Regions from separate parts of the Homo sapiens genome. Here region 1 is linked to region 2. Evidence: read pairs that join two places in POLR2A ChIA-PET (ENCODE). Cell type or tissue: CD4-positive, alpha-beta T cell. All regions are shown on one strand. Links, peaks and the distances in the headings refer to the core of each region. The heading gives the core; the rest is flanking DNA.

Region 1 (6,236 bases), core at 1-5,000, 1.9 Mb before region 2:
CCCTTTCCAAGAAACCTTTGCTGAGAAAGCTTCCTTAACTTTGTTTATAAAATGGGCTCTATCCTTTTGCTTAACTTTTCAGTAATATCTGTGATATGGTTTGGCTGTGTCCCCACCCAAATCTCATCTTGAATTGCAGTTCTCATAATCCCCATGTGTCACGGGAGGGACCAAGTTGGAGGTAATTGAATCATGGGGGCAGTTACCCCCATGCTGCTTTTCTGTTTTTGTTTTGTTTTGTTTTGTTTTTGAGACGGAGTCTTGCTCTGTCGCCAAGCTGGGGTACAATGGCACGATCTCAGCTCACTGCAACCTCCACCTCCGGGGCTCAAGCGATTCTCCTGCCTCAGCCTCTCGAATAGCTGGGATTACAGCTGCCCACCACCACGCCCGGCTAATTTTTGTACTTTTGGTAGAGATTGAGTTTCACCATGTTGGCCAAGCTGGTCTCGAACACCTGACCTCGTGATACGCCCACCTTGGCCACCCAAAGTGCTGGGTCTGCAGGCGTGAGCCACCGCACCTGACTTCCATGCTGCTTTTCTCGTGACAGTGAGTGAGTTCTCCAGAGATCTGATGGTTTTATAAGGGCCTTTTTGCTCAGGACTTCTCCTTGCAGCCGCCACGTGAAGAAGGATGTGTTTGCTTCCCCTTCTGCCATGATTGTAAGTTTCCTGAGGCCTCCCCAGCCATGCAGAACTGTGAGTCAATTAAACCTCTTTCCTTTATAAATCACCCAGTCTCTGGCATGTCTTTGTTTTTTTTTGTTTTGTTTTGTTTTGAAGACAGAGTCTTGCTCTGTTGCCAGGCTGGAGTGCAGTCGCACGATCTTGGCTCACTGCAACCTCCGCCTCCCAGGTTCAAGCGATTCTCCTGCCTCAGCCTCCCAAGTAGCTGGGACTACAGGCACCCGCCACCACTCCCAGCTAATTTTTGTATTTTTAGTAGAGACGGGTTTTCAACACATTGGGTAGGATGGTCTCAATCTCTTGACCTCGTGATCCACCCTCCTCCCAAAGTGCTGGGATTACAGGCGTGAGCCACCGCGCCTAGCTTGAGTATGTCTTTATTAGCAGCATGAGAACGGACTAATACAATCCAGAAGAACTTTTCAAGGGGGTCCCACAAGGTTATGTTTTGTACCACTGTCTGCACTCAAAAGAGACTCCCTGAAACTCACAGGGTTCAGAGTTGCAAAGAATGTGAGGTGTGATCTAATACCTCCAACTTGAGCTATTTATCATTTCAGGTACTGAGAGGCTATGTTACATCCTCTCCAATTGATGAAGATTTGTTCTTAATCATTGACTGAGGGAGAAGACACTTGGAATTTTCCATTTAAATCTCAACTCAAGAGCTTTCTAGATGCAGTAAGCTAGGACATCACTCTGGATTGTATTGTAAAATTAATTCAAACATTGTTTCCAGTTTTTAGGTTTACATAAAACAGTGTCCTTTAAGACAGGCTGATTATTTGAACAGAATATCAGGGTCATTCCCATCTCCATCTCATTAGCTTTATTCACTTATGCACATGCACACACAAAGTATCTACCAGCTGCCCCCCACATAAGTCACAGTGTGATCGTCACTGAGCAGGTGGGTAGGGAGGAGTCAGCCAGCAAACACAGGGCTGCCCCTCCAGGAACTTCCTGGTATTCCAGCCTCCAGCAACGACTGAATGCCTCTAGTCTGCAGCTTCCACTTCATTTTCTTCCTTTTCATCTCTTTTCCATTAGTATCTGTGCCTTCCGAAATTACAACTTGGTCGTCTAAGGCATTCAAGTTGATCCGCTTAAGGCAAACTGAGATGTGAGTAACCAATACATCCAGACCTCCCGGGGGCCGCCATTTTGCTGACAAGTATGACTTTGCCACAAACTAAAATGAAGCTCCACTTATTTCTCCTCTTTTGCATCCTCTTCCAATTGACGGCAAATGCAGGGAATATGTTTTTCGTGCCAGTTGCTTTCTAAGGCCTCTTGACTGCTCAGATAACTGTTTTGCCCAAGAGCACTAACCCTGTCCATGTTGGAAACGTGCTTGGAGTCCTAATTCAGGGCCCATTCTAGGCATTTGGATTTGAGAGATGAATCAAGACCTTGCCCACCAGGAGCCCACAGCCTAGTGAAGCACACCACCCGCAGCAGCAGTTACAACACAGGAAGTGCTGCAAGGGAGGTGTGAACAGACTCTCACCAGGGACCACAGGCTACAAGGCCTCCCTAACTAAAGCCACCCCTCTAGCACGGCACAGAGAATTACATGGGACTTGGGGCAGCTGGCCAAGGACCTGTACCACTCCCTTTGGGTTTTACATTTCTCTCGAGGGTTTTCTCATTTCAATTACTGTTCCAGTCACCACACTGATCCCCTCAGGCCTACGGCAAGGTGGGGGCACACTGCTTTCATTACTGAAAAAGTAAGGCAGAAGAAAGGGAGAACATCTGAATCTTCATCTATGGAATGGGGAGGAAAAACAGTAGCTACAGTGTCTGCACATAAAGACGTGATCACAGCGCCTGACACAAAAGCAGCGTTAGCTTTCGTTGCTGGGACCTACCACTGTTGGGCGATGGTAATAATCATGAACTCAGATCCAATCCAGGACGGAGCCTGCTGGAGCCTGCCCGGGACTCCCAAGCACAGGCAGCTGCACATCACACCCCCTTCTCACGGTGGCTCTCCACCCAGACTCAGACACAGCTCTCTGCTAGGGAAGAAAGTGAGGGCTGGCCCGGCAGGACAAGCCCACATCCAGCAGAGACTGGTGTGATCCCACAGCTTCGCCTGTTCCCGGGGTGCGTGTCGCCATCCACCACCTGCTGTAACTCTGAGATCCTTGTGGGCAGGAAACATGGCTTCATTACACGTTGTAGAAAAGGGGCTGGGAACATGGGAAATTTCTAATCTGGAAGGGGCTCTTGGAGAGAGTTATGTCCAGCTGTTTCACTTTAAAATACAATTACTGATGACATATTTTTTAAATGCCGAAAAATTAAAAGAAAATTTAAATGGTCCACCTAATCCCCGACATAAACGGATTAGCCAAATGTAAATTTTTTTTAAGTGATAAACATGCCCTTTAAAAAAAAAAAGGCAAAACAGCACAGGAAGGAAGAAAATTAAAGCTAAAACATTTTGTTCCCTCTTGCTTTTTTTTTTTTTAAACATATGGGGTCTCACTGTGTTGCCCAGCTGCAGTCTCAAACTCCTGGGCTCAAGCTCCAGCAGTCCTCCCTCCTTAGCTTCCCAAATAGCTGAGACTATAGGTAAGTGCCACCAAGCCCACCAAGCTCCCAGCTAATTCTTCTTCTTCCTTTTCTTTTCTTTCTTTGTTTTTTTTTTTTTTTTTTTTTTTTGGGTAGAGATTAGGTCTCACTATGTTATTCAGGAGGGTCTCAAACTCCTGGCCTCAATCCTTCCTCCCACCTCAGCCTCCCAAAGTGCTGAGATTACAGGCATGAGCTAGCACTCCTGGCATTTTCCTCCTGCCCTGAGCCCCCAGTCCTTCCTACTTTTTTCTTGTGGATCCTGCCAAAAATAATAATTAAAATATGAGCATATATATGCATGCACATATATACATGCATCTACATAATTTGATTATTTTTTTTTTTATAAATAGGATCCCACTTTCCTGAAACTTGCTTTTTGTACTTCAGGCAATAAGCAAAGTTCTGAAGCCAAAATACTTGGTTTACAGGCTGGGCCCAGTGACTCACTTCTGTAATCTCAGCACTTTGGGAGGCTGGGGCGGGCGGATCACCTGACGTCAAGAGTTCAAGACCAGCCTGGCCAACGTGGTGAAACCCCGTCTCTACTGAAAATACAAAAATTAGCCAGGCATGGTGGGAGGCACCTGTAGTCCCAGCTACTTGGGAGGCTGAGACAGAAGAATTGCTTGAACCAGGGAGGTGGAGGCTGCAGTGAGCCGAGATCAAGCCACTGCACAACATCCTGGGTGACAGAGGAAGGCTGTGTCTCAAAACACACACACACACACACATACACACACACACACTTGGTTTGTACTCCACACTCCCATGCCAATTTCTAACTACAGTATGATCTTGAGCAGATTATATAACTTGACTGTGCCTCAGCTTTTTGATCTGAATGATGGGGATAGATGAGTTAACACACGTAAACTTCTTAGAATGCAGACAGCACTCAAATATGTATTGCTATTATTTACTCCTGTTATATCTTCGTACCCCCTCCCTATCCTCCTATTTAAATGCTGCCCAGTGTGCCAGGACGTATCATTTGGGCTTTGAACCAGTCCCCTGGTGGTGAATATCGAGGTTGTATCCAGTTTGGCTGTTGCTGTTACAAACAATATTAAGACATCCTTATTCACCAGTTGTTAATACTGTAGTGAGAAAATCCACCAGACATATTCCAAAGGGTGAACTTGCTGGGTCTGTGCATCATACATTTTGAGAGACGTCGCCAGATGCCCTCCCAAAATGCTCTGCCCATATACCCTGACACAAAAGCCAAGTGAACGTGCCTTTTCCCAGCCCCTCTCCAGAACTGGATATTCTCAAATTTTGCATCATATCTGCTCTCTAATAAGCAAGTGACAAAATGGCACTCCTTGTGTTGATTTGAACCTCTTTTATTATGAGTGAGGTTGAGAACTCTTTAATTTGCAGATGAGAGAAACTGAGACCCAGGGGTCCCCTAACTGGCTTCAAGTGTGACCCTGAGGTAGTCAGTGGCACAGACAAGCCTGAGGTCAGAACACCTGTCGGGGATCACCCTAAGATGCCCAGACCCACAGCACCAGGAGGAGTGTCTGACAGCCATCGGCCAATCCCTGCCTCCTCCCCTCTCCAAGGCATACCCAGTTGGGTTAGGGTGACCAGCAATCCCAAGGCAGGCAGAAGTTTCAGCCCTGTCCTCAGTCCAGGAAGCAGGGTTGAGGGGCTTCTCCAACTGAAGGTTGCTGCCTGCAGCTAGTAGATAAGGAAAGCCTTGTCTCCACACTGCCTGAGGTTCAAGGGTGTTTTTCTCTTATTCCTGTTATCTCAAGTCTCTGTTCTGTCTTGGAGCAAAGAGTTCATGTTGTGACTGGGCTTTCGTTTTCTTTCTCCACCTCCTCTGTGGACCTGGACTTCTTTAACTGGGAAAGAAAGCTCCTTGGAGTAGGAAATGGGTCTGCTTTGATCGCCCTCTGGGTGCCTTGCCCCAGTGGATGAACGGAGCAGGAGCTGATGGACTAGCTCTGGGGGAGAGAGAGTGAGGTCTAGGTGATGGGCTCTGCTACTCCCTGGCACTGTGTCTTTGGGTAAATCCCTCTAGGTCTCACTGTCTTCATCCGAAGGAGAGAAAAGGCACCTAACACGCAGGATCGTTCCATGTACACGTCCGTGCTTTGAAAACTGTGAAGTGCAACACAAACAGAGGATCCTGGTGAATGTCAGCGAGTTGGTCGCCACGGGCTTCCACGCAGGTGCGTTTTTTTAAAGAGGCAACCAGCTTCAGTCATGCAGGCAGGGCCTGCCCCTGTTTTGAGATATTCCTGAAGCTGTCCACCTCCCACCCAAGCACACCAGAACCAAGCTGATCATCATAACACAGACTGAGTCGTGGTTTCATCTTGATTGGGCAAAAAAGTATTTCATAAGCGTCTATTTATACACCAGCTAAACTAGATGTTCAGCAAATCCTCATTTGTTTGGCAGACGCTGGAAGCTCAGTCCTACTTAGTGGAATTTCTCAGCCAACTGATACTCATCACACATTAGAATTAGAAAACAAAACTGGCTATTTTGAAGGGAATCAACCTACAATTATTACATATTTCTCTCTGACTTTCTAAAAAAAAAAAAAAGCATTAAATGCAGTTCTACTCTTTTTCTTATCTCACTGCCACCACCATAAACACCAATTATTCTACTGACTCTAGAATCATAAGAGCCTGTTCTACCACTCATAGCTTTGAGACTTTCGGCAAATTATTTAACCTCTTTGTGCCTCAGTTTTCTCATCTATGAAAGAGGATCAGAAAACCAAGTTAATTAGGAAATGTGGCTGCAATGAGAACACAAAACCAGCAATCTACTTAAAATTTAGTGCATGGATTTGGAGATAACTGTTTTTCTCTCTGAGATATTTTTTATTCCTACCCAACTCCTGGCTATATTCCAGATAGCTGAATTTGCTGGCAAAGTAAACATCTCTTATGTGGACATGAATTTCTTTTGGGGCCTTGAAAAACATAACTA
Region 2 (5,000 bases), core at 1-5,000:
GCAGCTGCTCCTTCTCTCTGATCAGCTCCTCACTGAGGGTCTCCAGATCTTGGTTGCTCTGCTTTTCTCTCTCCAGCTGGGTTTGTAACTTTTCAATCTGCAGAACCAAAAGACCCAGCCCAGTGCAGACATCAGTCCTACGAAGTGAACCATGATTTAAAACAAAACAGAAACCACCCCAACAGAATGCACTGATGGGTCTTTTCTCAAGGGAAGACCTCCTGACATCATTCTGTAGCAACTCCCCACACCACAGCTGTCACTCTTAAGACAGAAAGTCACCAGGAAGCAAACCATCACCATCCCCCCAGCGTCCCTCTGCCCCATCCTTGCTGCCATGTGCTCCACCGCCTGAGGCCGCCACCGCTGGGTGCCCTCGGGGGTTTCACACGCACCCAGCTTCCTGTCCTCCTGGAGACTTCCTGCCTCAGTTGGTGATGTCACCTGGCTGCTCAAGTGGCCCTCTGTTATATCTCTTCCTCTTTCACCTCCATGGAAATGTGTCACCAAGCCCTGTCCTTCTTACCCCTTCCACACTTCCACCATCTCCCTCACAGGCCAGGCCACATTTTGTCTGGCCTGGACAGCCACCCAGTGATCTCCTTGACATCAAGGTCTTATGCCAGAACCCACCTGTTCGCAGCCCTCCTAAACATGAACTACCTAAACAGAGGTCCTTATGCTCCCCGTTGCACACGAGTGCCCGCCTTGCTGAAATGCAGATTCTGACTCAACCTTTTTTTTTTTTTGAGATGGAGTTTTGCTCTTGTCGCCCAGGATGGAGTACAATGGCATGATCTTGGCTCACTGCAACCTCCGCCTCCCAGATTCAAGCAATTTTCCTGCCTCAGCCTCCTGAGTAACTAGGACTACAGAAGCCTGCCACCACGCCCATCTAATTTTTGTATTTTTAGTAGAGACGGGATTTCACTGTGTTGGCCAGGCTGGTCTCACAGGTGATCCGCCTGCCTCGGTCTCCCAAAGTGCTGGGGTTAACAGGCATGAGCCACTGTGCCCGGCCAACCCTTGCATTTCTGATTGCTGTTGCTTCTGGTCTAAAGGTGTGATTTCCTGGGTCCTACCTACCCCTGATGGACCCCTCATCTTTCTCATTCTGTGGTTCTTTGTCCTATACTCCGGTCCATCCCCGAAGAAGACCTGTGCACCTGATGAACCTGCTGGGCTAAGGTATGGGATGGCTGCAGACTTTCTGGCCCCCAGAGGGTTTCCTGTCCTCCCTGCAGCCACTGGCATGGGCAACAGTCTCATGTGGTGCAGCATTAGGTTTTCCTGGGAGTTGTGGGTGCCAGGACCCTGCCCCTCAGCCCCCAGGCTGCATGTCTTCACATGAGCTGCTCCTGCCTCTCATGACAGGCCCCCAAAGGGCTGCCCCTCTTCCTCTAAAAATAAGGATTCTTTTTCCTTCCTGACTCAAAGAATGAACTCTTATGACTTCAATACAAAGCTACAGACACAGAGGAGGGAGGGGGCTTCTCTAGGACCCATGGAGGTGCCTTGAGTTAGAGAGAAAGATGTTTTAACTTCAGGGAACTATGGTTTCCAGAGGTCCCAGACCAAAGCAAGCGTGCAGCCTGGGCTACATTCGGGGTGAGATGAAGAGCCAGGTTGGCACTAGGGGCCCCCTGTGGGACTCAGCAGGGCCAACGGGCTTGCTTACTGACTAGGAAATGCCAGCTGGATGGCTGAGGTTGGAGAGGGAAATTCAGGATGAGCTGAGCTGGCTGAGGGTTGCCAGGCCTGAAGCACAGCCTGCCTCCTGCTGGTGCTGAAGGGTTCACCTGTCAAATGCTGGCGAGCACCCTCTACGTGTCAGACTCTGGGCTGGGCACTGGGGCCAATAAAACAGTCAGTGAGACATGGACAGAGAGTGAAGGGAGAACCACCCTGCAGGGTCGGGCCAGATTCCAGCCAGGCTCAGGGCAGGCCAAGGACGAGAGGGAGGAGAGAGCTCCAGGCTTCAGACACAGGACAGCCCTGCCTGCAAACAGCGGCCCCTCCCTTCCGGCGCCCCCACGACCAGAGAGTGTGTGCCAAGACAGGGCCTCCCGAGGGCCACGGCAGGAGAGGCTGGCGTCGGGCCAGGGAGGAAGTGGGTAGGGCCTGAGAGATCAGCATAAGGAGTTGTGGTGGGTGGGCGACGCCCCCGCCAGGTCCTGTTTGTACAGAGGAGGGGCCACAGCAGACAGGACAGGGCAGAGAGATGCCTGGGCACCACCCTGGTGACCTGCCAGAAGGGGCCCCAAAATATCACTAGGCCAGAGAGATAATACTGCAGGCTTTCTGGGGCAGCGTCGTGAGGACCTGCAGAGCTGGAGGTTCTCATCTTCCTAAAGGGCAATTATTTTTATCATGGCCAAGGTTGGGCTGCCACTTATGAAGACATTTCCCGTGCTAGGCCCACATGAATCTAAGAAACCAAAACACTGAGTCAGCCACAGTGGCTCACACCTGTGCTCCTAGCACTTTGGGAGGCTGAGACCGAAGGACTGCTTGAGCCCAGGGGTTTGAGACCAGCCTGGGCAACATAAAGAGACCCCAGTTCCAAAAAAAAAAAATTAGCTGGGCGTGGTGGTACGTGCCTGTGGTCCCAGCTATTCGGGAGGCTGATGTGGGAGGATTACTTGAGCTCTGGAGGTCAAATCTGCAGTGAGCCATGGTCACACTACCGCACTCCTGCCTGGATGACAGAGCAAGACCCTGTCTCAAAAAACCGAGTCACTTTCCCCATGCTGCCCTGCACCAGAAGATGTGGCATGAGACGGGGGTGTCTTCTGTTGTCCTACAAAGAGAGGAAAAACCACCTGGCAGCTCAAACGCTGCAAGGCACACAAAGTTCAAAGGGACAAGAGTGAGGAGCCTCGTAGAAGTCCCATGAGGGAACTCAAGGGACCAGTTCCCAGGAGTGGGGGACCTGTTCCCAGCCTCAGAGATCATGAACCTGCAGAGTGGCTGGGTGCAGTGGCTCACATTGGGACGCTGAGGTGGGCAGATCACCTGAAGTCAGGAGACCAGCCTGGCCAACATGGCGAAACCTCATCTCCACTAAAAACACAAAAATTAGCTGGGCATGGTGGCACATGCCTGTAATCCCAGCTACTTGGGAGGCCGAGACAGGAGCATCGCTTGAACCCAGGAGATGGAGATAGCAAGGAAGCTGAGATTGCACCACTGCACTCCAGCCTGGACAACAGAGCGAGACTCCGTCCAAAAAAAAAAAAAAAAAAAAAGAACCTGCAGAGCCAAGGGACCCAGGTGTCCTGCCACAGTCATGCCTCAGTAAATGACACTGCCAGGACTCACAGCTGGATGGCTGAGGTTGGAGAGGGAAATTCAGGATGAGCTGAGCTGGCTGAGGGTTGCCCATCCTGCATGGCAGTCAGCCCGCAAGAACACTCTGGCCTCCTCCCTCGACTGGAATCTGACAGCTGGTGCATTCAGAGCCCACAGTACACCAGTGCCTCCACAGTGTGAGGCAGGTGGATGAGAGGTCCTCTGACCTGGAATGAGCAAGACCTGTCGGCAATCCCTAGTCTCTCATTGGCCCCTTCCTGCACCTGAGAAGGAATCTGCCATGTGACAGGGATCCTCTTAACTGTAGAACAAGACTGGCTTGCAAACTCTCATCTGTTCACCCAGGTGTCTGGCTTCTACTCTGCTCCCAGGAAGACCTAACAGCTGTCATTAAAACAGAACACAGTTCAGCTATCTCTTCTTCCCCATCCCATAAACCCAGGGGAGGGAGAAAGCACTGACCTGCTTGTTTTACCACAGCAAGACCCTAAGGTGTTCCGTCAGTGGCCTCACACATACAGACCTAGGCTTTGCAGCCCCAAAGATGTTCATTATCACTTTAGTCAACAACTCAACGTCTGGTATTCGGTACCTTACTGGTTCTTCTCCCTGGGTCCCTATTGCATGCTTTATAACAGTGCCCTGCTCTCTTTTTATTGAGTGCTTACTATGTGCCGAATCCGTCACACACACTACCACCTCTAATCCCCACAACAGCCAGCATAAGAAATGTGTGTCTGGGGCCGGGCATGGTGGCTCATGCTGGTAATCCCAGCATTTTGGGAGGCCGAGGCGGGTGGGCCACCTGAGGTCGGGAGTTTGAGACCAGCCTGGCCAACATGGCAAAACCCCGTCTCTACTAAAAATACAAAACTAGCTGGGTGTGGTGGTGGGTGCCTGTAATCCCAGCTACTCGGGAGGCTGAGGCAGGAGAATCACTTGAACCTGGGAGGTGGAGTTGCAATGAGCTGAGATTGTGCCATTGCACTCCAGCCTGGGCAACAAGAACAAAACTCAGTCTCAAAAAAAAAAAAAAAAAAAAAAAAAAAAGAAATGTGTGTTTGGTTGTTGCTAAATTTCCTGGCACAAGTTTCGAAAACCCTTGGAATCTCCAAAGGGATAGGTGTCTTTCTTGTATGCTAAGATGAATGAGGACTGGGGGCTCCTGGAGAGCCTCAGGATGGGAGCTGGTTGCCAAGGGAACCAACCATGTTATTAGAGAGATGAAACTTTCAGGCCTCCCCTACCTCCAGGGAGGAGACAGGGCCTGGAGGTTGAGCTAATCAAATGGCAAATGATGTAATCAATCATGCCTATATAATGAAACCTCCATAAAAACCCAAAAGGACTTGGTCAAAAAGTGTCCAGGTTGGTGAACATGTGGAGGTGCTGGAGGGGCACCCGCAGAGGACAGGGTAGCGTGGCACCACTCCCCGCACCCACCGCCCTGTGCATCTGTTCTGCCTGTGCGTTGTATACTTTGTAATAAACAAGGAATACTAAGCCATCTAGGCAATAGCGGAGCCCACGAAGGGGGTGGTGGGAACCTCTGATCTGCAGCCAGCCGATCAGAAGCACAGGTGACAATCCGGACTTGGATTGGCACCTGAAGTGGGAGGCAGTCTGGTGGGACTGAGCCCTTAGGCTGCAGGGTCTGTAGTGTCAGAATTGAGTTAAATTGTAGGATA

What was found. ChIA-PET counts read pairs that join two places held together with the same protein. Peaks named below come from ENCODE experiments on the same cell type or tissue, not always from the same donor. Only the 100,000 strongest peaks of a DNase experiment are listed, where the experiment ranks them.
Region 1: POLR2A ChIA-PET joins it to region 2 with 6 read pairs; 1 of 35 experiments calls an interaction of 5 or more read pairs at or near these places.

What each region holds. Positions count from the first base shown.
Region 1 is chr14:89,464,467-89,470,702 of GRCh38, forward strand. It overlaps a transcript of FOXN3 not described here. Among named protein-coding and RNA genes, the nearest start is that of FOXN3-AS1, 50 kb to the left of the region's middle. RefSeq lists enhancers at 1,419-2,338, 2,339-3,258. In CD4-positive, alpha-beta T cell, for the core only: no CTCF peak of the experiment used is centred there; a DNase peak (open chromatin) is centred at 2,185.
Region 2 is chr14:91,315,691-91,320,690 of GRCh38, forward strand. It overlaps CCDC88C (coiled-coil domain containing 88C), which reads right to left. Exons shown (of 30, transcript NM_001080414.4): 14 at 1-97. Among named protein-coding and RNA genes, the nearest start is that of GPR68, 73 kb to the left of the region's middle. RefSeq lists an enhancer at 421-810. In CD4-positive, alpha-beta T cell, for the core only: CTCF peaks have their summits at 363, 1,780 (motif pointing left) and 1,982; DNase peaks (open chromatin) are centred at 311, 2,081, 2,401 and 2,779; H3K4me3 peaks cover 726 bases; H3K27ac peaks cover 4,780 bases.